Regions from separate parts of the Homo sapiens genome. Here region 1 is linked to region 2. Evidence: chromatin loops called from intact Hi-C (ENCODE). Cell type or tissue: heart right ventricle. All regions are shown on one strand. Each heading gives the region's core, and the rest is flanking DNA. Links, peaks and the distances in the headings are about the cores only.

What was found. Hi-C counts contacts between places; a loop is a spot of excess contacts. Peaks named below come from ENCODE experiments on the same cell type or tissue, not always from the same donor. Only the 100,000 strongest peaks of a DNase experiment are listed, where the experiment ranks them.
Region 1: a loop joins it to region 2, with 11 times the contacts of the local background. A loop is called at or near these places in 4 of 110 quality-filtered maps.

The regions. Positions count from the first base shown.
Region 1 is chr11:10,129,184-10,137,518 of GRCh38, reverse strand. The region is part of intron 2 of SBF2 (SET binding factor 2); the gene reads left to right. Among named protein-coding and RNA genes, the nearest start is that of SBF2, 160 kb to the left of the region's middle. In heart right ventricle, for the core only: no CTCF peak of the experiment used is centred there; no DNase peak of the experiment used is centred there.
Region 2 is chr11:9,621,464-9,629,798 of GRCh38, reverse strand. No RefSeq gene overlaps it. Among named protein-coding and RNA genes, the nearest start is that of SWAP70, 38 kb to the left of the region's middle. RefSeq lists an enhancer at 2,687-2,736. In heart right ventricle, for the core only: no CTCF peak of the experiment used is centred there; DNase peaks (open chromatin) are centred at 2,818 and 3,868; H3K4me3 peaks cover 784 bases; H3K27ac peaks cover 2,234 bases.

The DNA of each region.
Region 1 (8,335 bases), core at 174-8,173, 510 kb before region 2:
CATTATACTTACTGGTGAAAAATTGAATGCTTTCCCCCTAAGATTGAGAATAAGAAAGGATGTCTGCTCTCACTACTGCTATTCAATATGCTGTTGGAAGTTCTAGCCAGCTCAATACCACAAAACAAGGAAATAAAGGACATGCAGATCAAAATGGAAGGAATAAATCTGTCCCTGTTTGTAGTTGACATCATTATGTGTATAGACAATTCCAAAGAGTACACAAAAACACATCTAGAACTAATAAGTGAGTTATATAGATTCACAGGTTATGAGATCGTACAAAAACTAATTGTATTTTTGTATATCCTGTCAATGAAGATGTGGAAAAATTTTAAAATACAGTGTAATTTACAGTTACTAAAAGAAATGATGTATTTAGGTGTAAATCCAACAAAACACATACAGGACTTATATGCTGAGACTACAAAATGTTGGGGAAAAAATTAAAGATCTAAGTAAATGGAAATACTGTGTACATAGATTGGAAGACTCAATACAGTAAAGATGCTAATTCCACTCAAGTTGATACACAGGTTTAACACAATTCTTATAAAAATCCCCAAAGATTTTTCTAGTACATGGACAAGATTATATATATGGAAAGTTGAAGGAATTAGAATAGCTAAAACAATTTAGAAAAAGAAGAAAAAAGTGGGAAGAATCATCCTATTGTATTGGCAGAAAGATAATAAAAGAAAAACAGTTTCTTTATTCGCAACACTTCTTATATCAAATGCATGGGTGTTCCACACCAAGCAGTTCTTCACTTCTCTGTGGATACCAATAGAGTGTCCTATAGTTTAACTCAGTTTTTGACATTAATTACCTAGAATTCCCACGGATTAAAGGCTCAGTCCCACAAGAGTACCTTACCTCCCATTTCAGGTGCTAGTTGCAAGTATGGAGTATGCATGCTTTTGTCTGACTTGGCCATACAACATCCTCCTCAGGTTTGATAATTTGTTTGTTCTCCAAGCCCTGCAGTTTTGGAGGCTTCAGCAGATAGGCTTTTTGTGGAGGCTTCAGTGTGTACACATAATCAAATACTAACTCAGTCTCCAGCCACTCCCTGGAGAATGCAGATGGGGCTAAAAGTCCCCAGCTTCAAATTATGGCTTGGTCTTTCTGGTGATCAGCTCCCCATCCTGAAGCTATTCAGGAGCCCACCAAGAGTTTCTTCATTAGAGCAAAGATACGCTTGTCACCAAGGAAGCCTGATATGGTTTGGCTGTGTCCCTATCCAAATCTCACCTTGAATTGTAGTTCTCATAATTCCCATGTGTTGTTGGGGGGGACCTTGTGGAGGTAATTGAGTCATGGAGGCAGGTCTTTCCCATGATATTCTCGTGATAGTGAATAAGTCTCATGAGATCTGATGGTGTTATAAAGGGGAATTTCCCTGCACAAGTTGTCTTCTCTTGTTGGCTGCCATGTGAGACATGCCTTTCACCTTCTGCCATGATTGTGAGGCCTCCCCAGCCATGTGGAGCTGTGAGTCTATTAAACGCCTTTCTTTTGTAAATCGCCCAGTATCAGGTATGTCTTTATGTTGCTTATAAAGCAACATAAAAATGGACTAATACAATAAATTGGTACCAGGAGAGTGGGGCGCTGCAGTAAAGATACCCAAAAAATGTGGAAGCAACTTTGGAACTGGGTAGCAGGCCGAGGTTGGAACAGTTTGGAAGGCTTAGGAGAAGATAGGAAAATGTAGGACAGTTTGGAACCTCCTAGACTTGTTGAATGGCTTTGACCAAAATGCTGATAGTGATATGGACAATAAAGTTCAGGCTGATGTGGTCTCAAATGGAAATGAAGAACTTATTGGGAACTGGAGCAAAAGTGACTCTTATTATGTTTTAGCAAAGAGACTGGTGACAGATTGCCCCTGCCCTAGAGATTTGTGGAACTTTGAACTTGAGAGAGTTGATTTAGGGTGTGGGAGAAGAAATTTATAAGCAGCAAAGCATTCAAGATGTGACTTGGGTGCTGTTAAAGGCATTTAATTTTATAACGGAAGCAGAGCATAAACGTTCAGATGATTTGCAGCCTGACAATGCAATAGAAAGGAAAATCCCATTTTCTAAGGAGAAATTCAAGCCAGCTGCAGAAATTTGCATAAGTAACGAGGAGCCAAATGTTAATTGCCAAGGCCATGCGGAAAAGGTCTCTAGGGCGTGTCAGAGACCTCTGTGGCAGCCCCTGCCATCACAGACCCAGAGGCCTAGGAGGAAAAAATGGTTTCCTGGGCCAGGCCCAGGGTCCCACTGCTGTGTGCAGTCTAGGGACTTGGTGCCCTGCCTCCTAGCTGCTCTAGCAGTGACTGAAAGGGGCCAAGGTACAGTGTGGGCTGTGGCTTCAGAGGCTGCAAGCCCTAAGCCTTGGCAACTTCAACGCGGTGTTGAGCCTGCCAGTGCACAGAAGTCAAGAACTGAGGTTTGGGAACCTCCACCTAGGTTTCAGAAGATGTGTGGAAATGCCTGGATGTCCAGGAACAAGTTTGCTGCTGGGGCAGGGTCCTCAGGAAGAACTTCTGCTAGGGCAGTGCAAAAGGGAAACGTGGGGTTGAAGCCCCCATACAGAGTCCCCACTGGGCTGCTGCCTAGTGGAGCTGTGAGAAGAGGGCCACTGTCCTCCAGATCCCAGAATGGTAGATCCACCGACAGCTTGCACTGTGTGCCTGGAAAAGCCACAGACACTCAACAGCAGCCCGTGAAAGCAGCCAGGAGGGAGGCTATACCCTGCAAAGCCACAGGGGCGGAGCTGCCCAAGACCATACAGCTTACCTCTTGCATCCGTGTGACCTGGATATGAGACCTGGAGTCAAAGGAGATCATTTTGGAGCTTTAAGATTTGACTGACCTGCTGGATTTCGGACTTGCACAGTGCCTGTAACCCCTTTGTTTTGGTCAATTTCTCACATTTGAAATGGCTGTATTTACCCAATGCCTGTACCCCCATTGTATCTAGGAAGTAATAAACTTGCTTTTGATTTTACAGGCTCATAGGCAGAAAGGACTTGCCTTGTCTCTGATGAGACTTTGGACTGTGGACTTTCACGTTAATGCTGACATGAGTTAAGACTTTGGGGGACTGTTGGGAAGGCATGACTGGTTTTGAAATGTGAGGACATGAGGTTTGGGGGGGGCCAGGGCAGAATGATATGGTTTGGCTGTGTCCCCACCCTAATTTTATCTTGAATTGTAGCTCCCACAATTGCCATGTGTCATGGGAGGGACCCAGTGGGAGGTAATTGAATCAGGGGGGCAGGTCTTTCCTGTGCTGTTCTAGTGATAGTGAATAAGTCTCATGAGATCTGATGGTTTTGTAAAGGGGAGTTTCCCTGTATATATATGTTCTCTTCTCTTGTCTGCCGCCATGTGAGATATGCCTTTCACCTTCTGCCATGATTGTGAGGCCTCCCCAGCCACATGGAACTGTGAGTCTATTAAACGCCTTTCTTTGTAAATTGCCCGGTCTCAGGTATGTCTTTATCAGCAGCATAAAATCGGACTAATACAAAGTCTAAGGAATTCAGAAGCTTTACGTAAGATGTTCCTATCATTGCTATCACTCAGTGGTTTTAGGAGTTCTGTGTCAGGAACCAAGGTCAAAGACCAAATATTAGAACAAAAGATGCTCTTAGTGAGAGGTGACAGCGTGCTGGCAGTCCTCAGAGCCCTCGCTTGCTCTCGGCACCTCCCCTGCCTGGGCTCCCACTTTGGTGGCATTTGAGGAGCCCTTCAGTCCCCCATTGCACTGTGGGAGCCCCTTTCTGGCCTGGCCAAGGCCGGAGCCCACTCCCTCAGCTTGCAGGGAGGTGTGGAGGGAGAGGCATGAGCGGGAACCGGGGCTGTGTGCGGCACTTGCGGGCCAGCTGGAGTTCCGGGTGGGCGTGGGCTTGGTGGGCCCCGCACTCGGAGCAGCCAGGCAGCCCTGCTGGCCCTGGGCAATGGGGGACTTAGCACCCAGGCCAGTGGCTGCGGAGGGTGTACTGAGTCCCCCAGCAGTGCTGGCCCACCGGCACTGCGTTCGATTTCTCGCTGGGCCTTGGCTGCCCTCCCACGGGGCAGGGCTCGGGACCTGCAGCCCGCCATGCCTAAGCCTCCCACCCACTCCATGGGCTCCTGTGCGGCCCGAGCCTCCCCGACAAGCACCACCCCCTGCTCCACGGCACCCAGTCCCATCGACCACCCAAGGGCTGAGGAATGCGAGCACACGGCGCAGGACTGGCAGGCAGCTCCACCTGCAGCCCCTACGCGGGATCCACTAGGTGAAGCCAGCTGGGCTCCTGAGTCTGATGGGGATGTGGAGAGTCTTTATATCTAGCTCAGGGATTGTAAATACACCAATCAGCACCCTGTGTTTAGCTCAAGGTTTGTGAGTGCACCAATCGACACTCTGTATCTAGCTGCTCTGGTGAGGAAGTGGAGAACCTTTATGTCTAGCTCAAGGATTGTAAATACACCAATCGGCACTCTGTATCTAGCTCAAGGTTTGTAAACACACCAATCAGCACCCTGTGTTTAGCTCAAGGTTTGTGAATGCACCAATCGACACTCTGTACCTAGCTTCTCTGGTGGGGCCTTGGAGAACCTGTGTGTGGAAACTTTGTATCTAACTAATCTGATGGGGACGTGGAGAACCTTTGTATCTAGCTCAGGGATTGTAAACGCACCAATCAGCGCCCTGACAAAACAGGCCACTCGGCCCTACCAATCAGCAGGATGTGGGTGGGGCCAGATAACAGAACAAAAGCAGGCTGCCCGAGCCAGCATTGGCAACCCGCTCGGGTCCCCTTCCACACTGTGGAAGCTTTGTTCTTTCGTTCTTTGCAATAAATCTTGCTACTGCTCACTCTTTGGGTCCACACTGCTTTTATGAGCTGTAACACTCACCGTGAAGATCTGCAGCTTCACTCCTGAGCCCAGCGAGACCACGAGCCCACCGGGAGGAACGAACAACTCCAGACGCGCTGCCTTAAGAGCTGTAACACTCACCGCGAAGGTCTGCAGCTTCACTCCTGAGCCAGCGAGACCACAAACCCACCAGAAGGAAGAAACTCCAAACACATCTGAACATCAGAAGGGACAGACTCCAGACACGCCACCTTAAGAGCTGTAACACTCACCGCGAGGGTCCACGGCTTCATTCTTGAAGTCAGTGAGACCAAGAACCCACCAATTCTGGACACATTAGGACCCCTGTCGTTCACGAAATTACAAGAGTTTTAGGAGCTTTGTGTTAGAACCAGGGGCAGAAACCAAATATATATATTTGGTTTGTTCCATTGACCACTAGGTCAGTGGAACAGAACAGCAAACCCAGAAATAGCCTATCCAATTACAGCCACCTGGCTTTTGACAAAGGTACAAAAACAATTCAAAGGAAAAGAATAGTATTCTTCAGAAGTGGGGCCAGTGCAATTGGATATCCATAGACAAAAAACTTAGACCAAAAAAATAATCTTGACCTAAGACTCACAGTGGTACCAGAGTAACTCAAAATGGATAATAGACTGAAGTTTAAAATGTAAAACTATAAAACTTTTAGGAGAAAACATAGAACATCTTTGGAACTAAAACTTGGTGAAGAGTTCTTAGACATGACACAAGAAACATGATCTATAAAAAATTGCTAAATTGGAATGTATTAAAATTAAGAACTTTTGCTGTGCTAAATACCCTGTAATGAGAATGAAAAGACTAGGATAAAATATTGGCAAACCACCACCTGACAAAAGACTTGTATATAGAATAGATAAAGAACTCTCTTGGCCGGGCGTGGTGGCTCATGCCTGTAATCCCAGCACTTTGGGAGGCCGAGGTGGGCAGATCACTTGAGGTCAGGAGTTTGAGACCAGCCTCCAGCCTGACCAACATGGAGAAATCCTGTCTCTACTAAAAATACAAAAATTAGCCAGATGTGGTGGTGCATACCTGTAGTCCCAGCTACTTGGGAGGCTGAGGCAGGAGAATCGCTTGAACCTGGGAGGCGGAGGTTGCAGTGAGCCAAGGTCACAGCATTGCACTCCAGCCTGGGCAACAAGAGCAAAACAAGAGAATATATAAAGAACTCTCAAATCACAATCTTTTTTAAAAACAACAGTAAACAACAGTTCATTTAGAAAATGTGCAAAAGACACAAAAAGATATTTTGCCAAAAAGGATTTAGGGTAGGAGGATCTACTTAAGCCTGGGAGGTCAAGGCTGCAGTGAGCCGTGATCGTGCCACTGTACTCCAGCCTGGGCAACAGAGCCAGACCCTATCTTTAAAAAAAAAAAAAAAATTAGTGGCAATATTAAATGTGGGCAAGGAACAGCCACTGGAGGTGGCAAGGATATGGTAATACAGTCTCTCACACATTGCTGGTAGGAGTTGTAAAATAGTATAGTTGCTCTGGAAAACGGTTTAGCAATTTCTTAAAATGCTAACTATACACTTAACCATATGACTCAGCAGTTGTACTCTTGGGCGTTTCTCCTAGATAAATTAAAATTTATTTCTGCACAGAATCCCATACATGGTTTTATTTTCAATGGCCCAAAATTGGAAACAACCAAAATGTCCTACAATAGTAGGAGTGATTAAACTGTGGTACATCTATACTATGGTATATCTCGTAGCAATATAAAGTAATGAACTATTGATACCCTCAAAAATTTGGACAGATCTCAGTCAGGAGCATTATGTAAGTGAAAAAAATCAGTCTCAAAAAGACACATACTGTACGATTCAATTTATATAGCATTCTCCAAACAACACAATTGTAGAGGTCACCAGGAAATTAATGGTAGTCATGGGATTTTTGTGGGGGCGGGGTTGGGTGAAACTATAAAAGTGTAGCATGAGGAAGCTCTTTATAGTGAGAATAGTTTTATTTATTGATTGTGATGGTGATTACACAGATCTATGCATGTGATAAAATGACATAGAACTATACACACATTGTATCAATGTGATTTTTCTGGTTTTGATATTGTATTATATAAGAAATAACCATGGGGGGAACTGAGTAAAGAGTACAGGGGACCTCATTGTATTGCCTTGTAACTTGATGAATTTCTATAATTTTAAAATAAAAACTAAAAAAATTGTTTAAGGGTATATTGTTAAGAGTGTTAAGAAATCTACTGAATTTTTTTTTTTTTTCTGAGATGGTGTCTTGCTCTGTCACCCAGGCTGGAGTACAGTGGTGCGATCTCGGCTCACTGCAACCTCCGCCTCCTGCGTTAAAGTGATTCTCCTGTCTCAGCCTCCCAAGTAGCTGGGACTACAGGTGCCCGCCACCACACCCGGCTAATTGTTTGTATTTTTAGTAGAGATGGGGTTTCACTGTGTTAGCCAGGATGGTTTCAATCTCCTGACCTCGTGATCTGCCCACCTCGGCCTCCCAAAGTGCTGGTATTACAGGCATGAGCCACTGCGCCTGGCGAGGTGTATTGAAATTTAAGACTATTTTAAGTTTTCCAGTCCCTTTTTGGTTTTTTCTTTTTTAATATTTTGAGATTGGGGTCTCCTTCTTTCACCCAGGCTGGAGTGCAGTGGCATGATCTTGGCTCACTGCAGTCTTGACCTCCTGGGTTCAAATGAGATTCCCACCTCAGCTTCCCAAGTAGCTGGAATTACAGGTATGCACCACCATACCTCATTAATGTTTGTTTGTTTGTTTGTTTAGAGATGGGGGTCTCGCTATGTTGCCCTGGCTGGTCTTGAACTCGTGGCCTCAAGCAACCCTCCTGTTTTGGCCTCCCAAACTGCTACGATTACTGCCTTTTTATTTGATTAAAGACGCTGTCCGTAGGTAAAAAATTTAGAGACATAATTAATATTCACAAGATAATTTTTGGAAAAACTATTTTGGTTTACTTCCCAGAAGATTAGAAACTGAATAATTCTCATGTCTGTGTACAAACCCTATTAGAAGTTAGATGATTCCCAATTAATTGCTTTCAACAAAATTAAAGGAGGATCTAATTAGGTGTGAGCTGATATAAGAGAGCACCTGCCTTACTTATAATTTATTTTTTAGTTTTCTCACTTCCTAAGCACAGCACATGGCTATGTGTTTGATATATAGCTGTTGATTCCTTTGAAGAAAGGAGAGAAAATTGGCCGGGCGCGGTGGCTCATGCCTGTAATCCCAGCAGTCTGGGAGGCCAAGGCAGCAGATCACTTGAGGTCAGGAGTTCGAGACCAGCCTGGCCAACAGGACGAAACCCCGACTCTGCTAAAAATACAAAAATTAACTGGGTGTGGTGGTGCATGCCTGTAATCCCAGCTACTCAGGAGGTTGAGGCAGGAGAATCGCTTGAACTGGGGAGGTCGAGGT
Region 2 (8,335 bases), core at 93-8,092:
TATTTTGAACATGTTAAGTTTAAGATATTTATTAAACATGCAACTGGAATTGTGAAGTTTGTATGTAGACTGAGTCTGGAACTCAGATAGGATATTTAATCTGGAGATAAAAATTTGGGAGTTATCAGAATATAAACAGTATTTAAAACTATGGGATTGAGGATCTCGTCAAGGGAAGGGTATAGATAGAGGTGTAGAATTTCCATATTAGTTTTTCAGTTTTTTAATTTTTTATTTTTAAAAGCTTTTTGGAGAGACAGGGCCTCACTATGTTGCCTATTCTGCTCTTGAACTCCTGGCCTCAAGTGATCCTCCCGCCTTGGCCTCTAGAGGTGCTGGGATTAGAAGTGTGAGCCACTGCGCTGGCCAGAACTTCTACATGTGGAATTCAAGGAGAGGAGGAGGAGCTGTAAAGGACAACGAGAATGAGTTTCAGGAGAGTGTGCGGTCAAGCAGAGAGTGACGTTTTAAGAACAGTGTGGTCAGTTATATCAAAAGCTGACAATACACCAAGTAAGATTAAGACAAAGAAACGTCCATTGGATCTGGCATCCTAAAGATCACCAGTGACCTTAACCGTGGTGGTTTCTGTAGGGGGGTAGGGGACAGAAACCAAGTATGAGGTGGTTGAAGTCAACACAAGGAAGTGAGCTTGTCTCCAAAACCCCCTTTGCTTCAAACACCCAGGCATGATATTTAAAATATAAAAATGATTTTTTCCAAAAAGACACAGTTGCACTCTTATATATCTCCATGATATGTAATCCAAGATATATATATATCTTATGTATCTCCATGAACCAGAAATAGAATGGAAACACGTTAAGCTAAGTATTTCCTTAGGCTGAAGTCTCAAGCTTGTGGGGCTCTAAGTCTGGAAGTTGGACACTAGCAGCTGGATGGGGGTTTAGCAGGGGAGTAGGGGGCTAAAGCACTCCCCACAAGGTGGGAGACGGAGGCTTCCAGCTTGATACCAGAGGCTGAAGTGAGCTCCATCGCTTGTGAAAAGAAGATGAAGATAATAGCAGTTAACCTATGGACTGAGACTTTATTAGAGACTAGAGAGATGAGGAGCAAAGAGAACACCTCATTACCAGAAATTGTCAAGCTGTCTGCTGGACCCATAACTAATATCTAGGGATATTAGTTATCCCTAATATGCCACATCCCTAATATCTAGGGATAGAAAAATCATAATCCTAAGCTTTGACTCTAGTTTGAGGCCCAGAGGGCCAGCTGGAGCCCTCCTGGAAAGGAATGAGGGGAGAGTAAGAGAGAGAGAAATCAAACAAAAATGAATACTTTCTCACGCTAAAAGACCTTTCAACCATAATTACAAAACAGAAAGATAGCCTTTGAAATTAACAATCAGACCAGAAATTTTCTCAAATTTCCTTTGGATTTTAAAAATGTTCAGAGATGAATGCATAACTTTCATTTCAAAATGAAATTATTCAGCAAAAATAGGCAGAAATGAAACAGTATGAGAGAGAACCAACTGGAAATCCTTGAAATAAAAAAAATACACTAATTGAAATTTTAAAGGTCATAAGTGGGAGAAACTCTAGATTGAACACACTCAAACAGTAAATTAGGGAATTGGAAGACAAAACTGAGGACTCATTCAGAATATAGCACAAGATAAACAAAAAACAGCAACTAAAAACATGGAGAACAGATTACAAGATTCAAATATTTATAAAATAATAAGTGTTCCAGAGAAAGATAATTAGATGGAAAAAGCAATATTTGATGAGAAAACTACTGAGTTTTTTCCCCCAGAATTGAAGAAAATGCCCTATAAATGGAAGAAATTTACACCCAGCCAAATTACCATTCAAGAGTGTTGGGGGTAGGAAAAAAAAGATTCCGCATATAAAAACTAAAAGATTCTTAACACTTACAGGCACCTTATGAAATAAACGACATATATATATCACTCACACACATGCGCGCACACACACACACACACACACACACACACACACGTTTTTTGAGACAGGGTCTTTCTCTGCCTCCCAGGCTGGAGTGCAATGGTGTGATCTCAACTCACTGCGACCTCCGCCTCTTGGGCTCAAGCGATTCTCATGCTTCAGCCTCCCAAGTAGCTGGGATTATAGGCGGGTGCCACTGCCGCCGGCTAATTTTTGTGTTTTTAGTAGAGATAGGTTTCACCATGTTGGCCAGGTTTCCCAACATATATTTAAAGTCTGGGCGCAGTGGCTCATGTCTGTAATCCCAGCACTTTGGGTGGCTGAAGCAGGAGGATCGTTTGAACCCAAGAGTTCGAGATCAGCCTGGGCAACATAATGAGATCCGCCCCCCCCCCCCCCAATCTCTACAAAAAATATCAAAATCAGCCGGGCATGGTGGTATATGCCTGTGGTTAAAAAAACAAACAAACAAAACTGAAAGATACTCTCAAAATGTAAGAGAGGACCTATTACTCCTTTGCTCAGAATCCTCTAGTGCTTCTCATGTGACTCCGAGTAAATGCTAAAATCTTTACAACAGCCTACAAGGTCCCAGGGGGTGGCAAACTAAGGCCGGCCAGCAAAATCCTTGTATGGCAAGAGGGAAGAGAGGGCTTTCACACTTTTTTCAAAAAGAGAAAGAATATGCGATACAGACCACATGTGGCTTGCAAAGCTAAAAATACTTACTATCTAGCACTTTACAGAAAAGCTTGCTGACCTCTGCCCCCAACAACTCGGCCCCTTTGTGATGCAGGGTTCATCCCCTAGCCTGACTCCTTCTTTCTGCTCACAGAGCTCCAGGCAGACTGGCCTCCTTCTCATTCCTTGCAGTTTCTTGCAGTTTTTCCAACCAGCCAGGCACGCTTCCGCCCGGAAATCATGGAGGACAGGAAAAGCATGAGGAAAAGGAGGACAGGAAAGGCATGAGGGGGCTGTTCAATAGTGATAAAGTCGTGGGTCAATGTCTTGAAATGTAATAAGGTCAAATAATTGTAGCACGGTGATTCATTTTCTATTGCTGCCAGTTTCTCGCAGTTATTCCAAAGAGCAGGCACGCTTCTGCCCTGCCATTTTCTGCCATTTTCTCTGCTGGGAATGAATGTTCTCCCCGCAGATAGCTGCACAGCTAATTCCTTCTCCCTTGGGTCCTCACTTAAAAGCACCTTCTCAATGAAGCCTTACCTCACCATGCTAATTAAGGATCATTATCCCTCTGCCTACACTCCTAACTCACTCTGCTTTCTTTGTTTCATAGCACATATCACTAACATACATGTTTTAATTTTTATTGCTGTTGTTTTTTTTTCTATATATTTCCTACTAGAATATAAACTGTTCCTGGTGCATAGTGGCTGCTCAATATGTATTTCTTGAATGCCCGTATGGGTCATGAAAGCCATCACATCCCTCTGTTTTCTATACGGCACTTGTCACTAGCTGTAAATGCCGTATTTAGGGATTTTGTCCACAAACTTCATGAAAGGGGGGATCACAGGATGACAGTCAACATATATCAAGTATCCAGTGTAATATTGATTCAATGACTACACATTCCATACATCTTTCAAAAGAGTGAATGGGAAGGGAGGAGATAGACACACAGTGAGCCAACAACTTTTTCAATAATGTTTGCTGTGAATGGGGGCAAAGAAATTGGATGGTGGCTGGAAGAGGACATGGGGCCAAGAAGGTGCTGAAGATGGGGATCCAGCAAGTAATTCCGATGGACACATATGCTAATATCATAGGAAAGAGGAGGTAATTAAAGAAGCAGGGTTCTTGGAGAGGTGAGAGCAATAGGGTGCAGGGACAGGAGGAGAGAGTGGCCGATAGTGGGCAGAGATCTGTCCTTCCACTGTAACAAGAGGGAAGAAGGAACAGTCTCAGGCAGGGTTGCAGCCTCGTGGGAGGGAAGATGAGGGAGTTCCCATCTTCTGGCCTCTGGTTCCTCACTGAAGTGTGGGAGGTAATATTATCTGCTGAAACTGAGGAGTGGAAGTACATGGGAGGTTTCAGAAGAGAGGACAGACAATGTATAAGAAACACAAAGGAACTTTATTAGGGAAATGGAAAAGGACAGGCAGCTTGGCAGTTATTAAGGGTTATTTAGGGGCTCTAACATGAATTTAAATGAAAGCAGTAGGCTCGATTTGGTGATTTTTTTTCTTGAGCAACACCAGACTCCTTGGTTACCGGTGCGAAGAAGACTGTCAGGTGCGATCAGGGTGATTGTAGCAAAGCAGTGGTTCTCAATGTGTGGTCCCTGGACCAGCAGTATCAGAATCATTGAAAACTGGTGAAAAATGCACATTCTCAGACCCCACCCAAAACTCCTGCATCAGTAACTGCGGAGGCGAGGCCCAGTAGAATGTGCTTCAACAAGCTCTCCAGGCGATTCTGATGGCGTGCCAAGTCTGAGCAGCACAGTAATAAAGGGAGAGAAGAACAAGAGAGCTGAGGATGCTTATGTGAGGTGATTAAAATGGCAGGCTACAGAATCTAAATTGGAAAAGGAAGACAGGAAAGACATGAGGGGGCTGTTCAATAGTGATAAAGTCGTGGGTCAATGTCTTGGAATGTAATAAGGTCAAATAATTGTAGCATGGTGTATTCATTTTCTATTGCAGCCGGAATAAAATACCAGACTTAGTGCCTTAAAACAATAGCCATTTATTATGCCATAGTTCTGGAGGTAAGAAGTCCAGGTACAGCATGTCTCAGCTGGCTCCTGTTTAGAGTCTCATAAAGGCTCAAATTAATGTGTTGGTGGGACTGCATTCTTCTGGAGATTCTAGGGATAAATCTGCTTCCAAGCTCATTCTGGTTATTGGCTGCATTCAGTTTCTTGCAGTTGAAGAAATGAGGTTCCCATTTTGTTTCTGGCTGTCAGCCAGGAGCTTCTATCAGCTTCTTAAAACCACCTGCATCCCTTGTCAACTTGCCTCCTCCATCTTTCAACCAGCAACAGCACTGGAGTCCTTCTAATTATTTTTATTTTTATTTTTTTGTAGAGATGGGGCCTTGCTATATTGCCCAGGCTGGTCTCAAACTCCTGGCCCCAAGCCATCCTCCCACCTCAGCCTCCCAAAGTGCTGGGATTCCAGGCAGGCATGAACCATTGCACCCAGCCTGGAGTCCTTCTTTCACCTCAGGTCTCTTCTGACTTCCCTTCCAGCCACATCTCTTCTGCTTTTCTCTTTTGTTGCATCTGTCTGACTCCAGCCAGAGAAAGTTCTCTGCTTTTAAGAACTTTGGTGATTAGATTGGACACACTTGGATAAGCTAGGCTAATCTACCTATTTTAAGGTCTATAACCTTAATTATATCTACAAAGTTCATTTTGCCACACAAGGTTATATGTTCACAGGTTCCTGAGATTAGGATGTGAACATCTTGGGAGACCTTTATTCTGCCTCCCACAACATGAAGTGACTAGAACAAATGAGATAAAGAAGCGGAAGGTGCAGAATTTAGAGGTGGGGAAGATTCTGGTGGTAAGGTTCAGGGTGTATCCACAGGAGTGAGAGGAGTAGAGGGAATGTCATTGGTGGCTAGAAGGCCAAAGAATTGAGAGGCCTGGGTGTTGGGAGGTCACCCACCTGGATGGTGGAGTCATCGATGATAATTACGCAGCAGGGATGGAGGGAAAGGCTATGAAGCAGGAGGAGCTCAAGTTCTCATCAAAAGGCTTTAGTCTCACTGACCATCGGAATTACGTGGGAGCTTCATAAACATGCATGTGTTGGAGCCCCACTCCTGCAATCCTGAATCATAATCATGATTATGATTAGTCTGAAGCATCACGCTTCTGATGATAATGAGATTAGGAGCTACAACTGCAGGCAAGCAGAAGCTGCAGAAGCCTTTGGTTGGGAAGTCAGTGATTATAACTATGCTTTGAGATATTGGTCTCTGGGATATCAAGGTTTATGCAAGAATGAACAGTTTGAGGGGAACTTTGACTTCCATAGACATTTTTCTTAATTTTAAAAAATTGTTTTCAATTTTTAATAAAAATTATATTTAGTAGAAACCAGGTCTTGCTGTATTACCCAGGCTGGTCTTGAACTCCTGGGCTCAAGAAATCCTCCTGCCTCAGCCTCCCAAAGTGTTAGGATTACAGGCATGAGCCACCATGCCAGCCCATAGGTACTTTTGCATAAAATTGACCTAAGGATGCACCTTCAGTGTCTACCATCATGCCTGTTGTCCTTTCCCATTGAGAGGTGACAGCGTGCTGGCAGTCCTCAGAGCCCTCGCTTGCTCTCGGCACCTCCCCTGCCTGGGCTCCCACTTTGGTGGCATTTGAGGAGCCCTTCAGTCCCCCACTGCACTGTGGGAGCCCCTTTCTGGCCTGGCCAAGGCCGGAGCCCACTCCCTCAGCTTGCAGGGAGGTGTGGAGGGAGAGGCATGAGCGGGAACCGGGGCTGTGTGCGGCACTTGCGGGCCAGCTGGAGTTCCGGGTGTGCGTGGGCTTGGTGGGCCCCGCACTCGGAGCAGCCAGGCAGCCCTGCTGGCTCTGGGCAAAATGGGAGACTTAGCACCCGGGCCAATGGCTGCAGAGGGTGTACTGAGTCCCCCAGCAGTGCTGGCCCACCGGCGCTGCACTCGATTTCTCGCCGGGCCTTGGCTGCCTTCCCACGGGGCAGGGCTCGGGACCTGCAGCCCACCATGCCTAAGCCTCCCACCCACTCCATGGGCTCCTGTGTGGCCGGAGCCTCCCCGACGAGCGCCACCCTCTGCTCCACGGCGCCCAGTCCCATCGACCACCCAAGGGCTGAGGAATGCGAGCACACGGCGCAGGACTGGCAGGCAGCTCCACCTGCAGCCCCGGTGCGGGATCCACTAGGTGAAGCCAGCTGGGCTCCTGAGTCTGGTGGGGACGTGGAGAGTCTTTATATCTAGCTCAGGAATTGTAAATACACCAATCAGCACCCTGTGTTTAGCTCAAGGTTTGTGAGTGCACCAATCGACAGTCTGTATCTAGCCACTCTGGTGAGGACGTGGAGAACCTTTATGTCTAGCTCAAGGATTGTAAATACACCAATCGGTACTCTGTATCTAGCTCAAGGTTTGTAAACACACCAATCAGCACCCTGTGTTTAGCTCAAGGTTTGTGAATGCACCAATTGACACTCTGTATCTAGCTGCTCTGGTGGGGCCTTGGAGAACCTGCGTGTGGAAACTCTGTATCTAACTAATCTGATGGGGACGTGGAGAACCTTTGTATCTAGCTCCGGGATTTTAAACGCACCAATCAGCACCCTGACAAAACAGGCCACTTGGCTCTACCAATCAGCAGGATGTGGGTGGGGCCAGATAAGAGAATAAAAACAGGCTGCCCGAGCCAGCATTGGCAACCTGCTGGGGTCTGCTTCCACGCTGTGGAAGCTTTGTTCTTTCGCTCTTTGCAATAAATCTTGCTACTGCTCACTCTTTGGGTCCACACTGCTTTTATGAGCTGTAACACTCACCGTGAAGATCTGCAGCTTCACTCCTGAGCCCAGGGAGACCAGGAGCCCACCGGGATGAACGAACAACTCCAGACGCGCTGCCTTAAGAGCTGTAACACTCACGGCGAAGGTCTGCAGCTTCACTCCTGAGCCAGCGAGACCACGAACCCACCAGAAGGAAGAAACTCCGAACACATCTGAACATCAGAAGGGACAGACTCCAGACACGCCACCTTAAGAGCTGTAACACTCACCGCGAGGGTCCACGGCTTCATTCTTGAAGTCAGTGAGACCAAGAACCCACCAATTCCGGACCCACCATCTCCCCTTTCACAATCTCCCTTTCTCTTTGCAAAAGAAAGGTACATCTCTTACCCATCCTGAATCTTATATTGCAAATTGGTCCAGGATATTAAAAATTCATCTCTTTAAACAGGACACCTATAGGAGGCTTCAAGTCTTTCCCTGTCTTATACATATTTCTGTTAAGTTTGAAGCACCACAGTGGAAACAGTGTAACTTAGCACATGTTGAGATGTTAGAGATATTGACCAAGGAATAACAAGCTTTATTCCTTCTCCCATCTCTAGACTGCTGTGAAAGAATGCTTTGCTTCCAAAACAGAATCCTATGAGGGCAAATGAGGGCAAAAGAAATAGAAGTTCAGTAGGAAATACCAAACACGGCAGCACCTTCTGTCATCCCAGCACAAACTCAGGGCCTTGCTCTCTGCCTTGGATAGTTATTCAATTTAGAACTAGAATTCAGACAAGAGATAAGGAAACACACATTTTATTGAAATTGAAAACTGAAGCCTAATTGGCTATTAATTTGATAATAAGACTGGTTTTGTCAATTTGGTTATATGACACATATTTTCCTAAGTTGAATGAGTTGCTTCTGTAG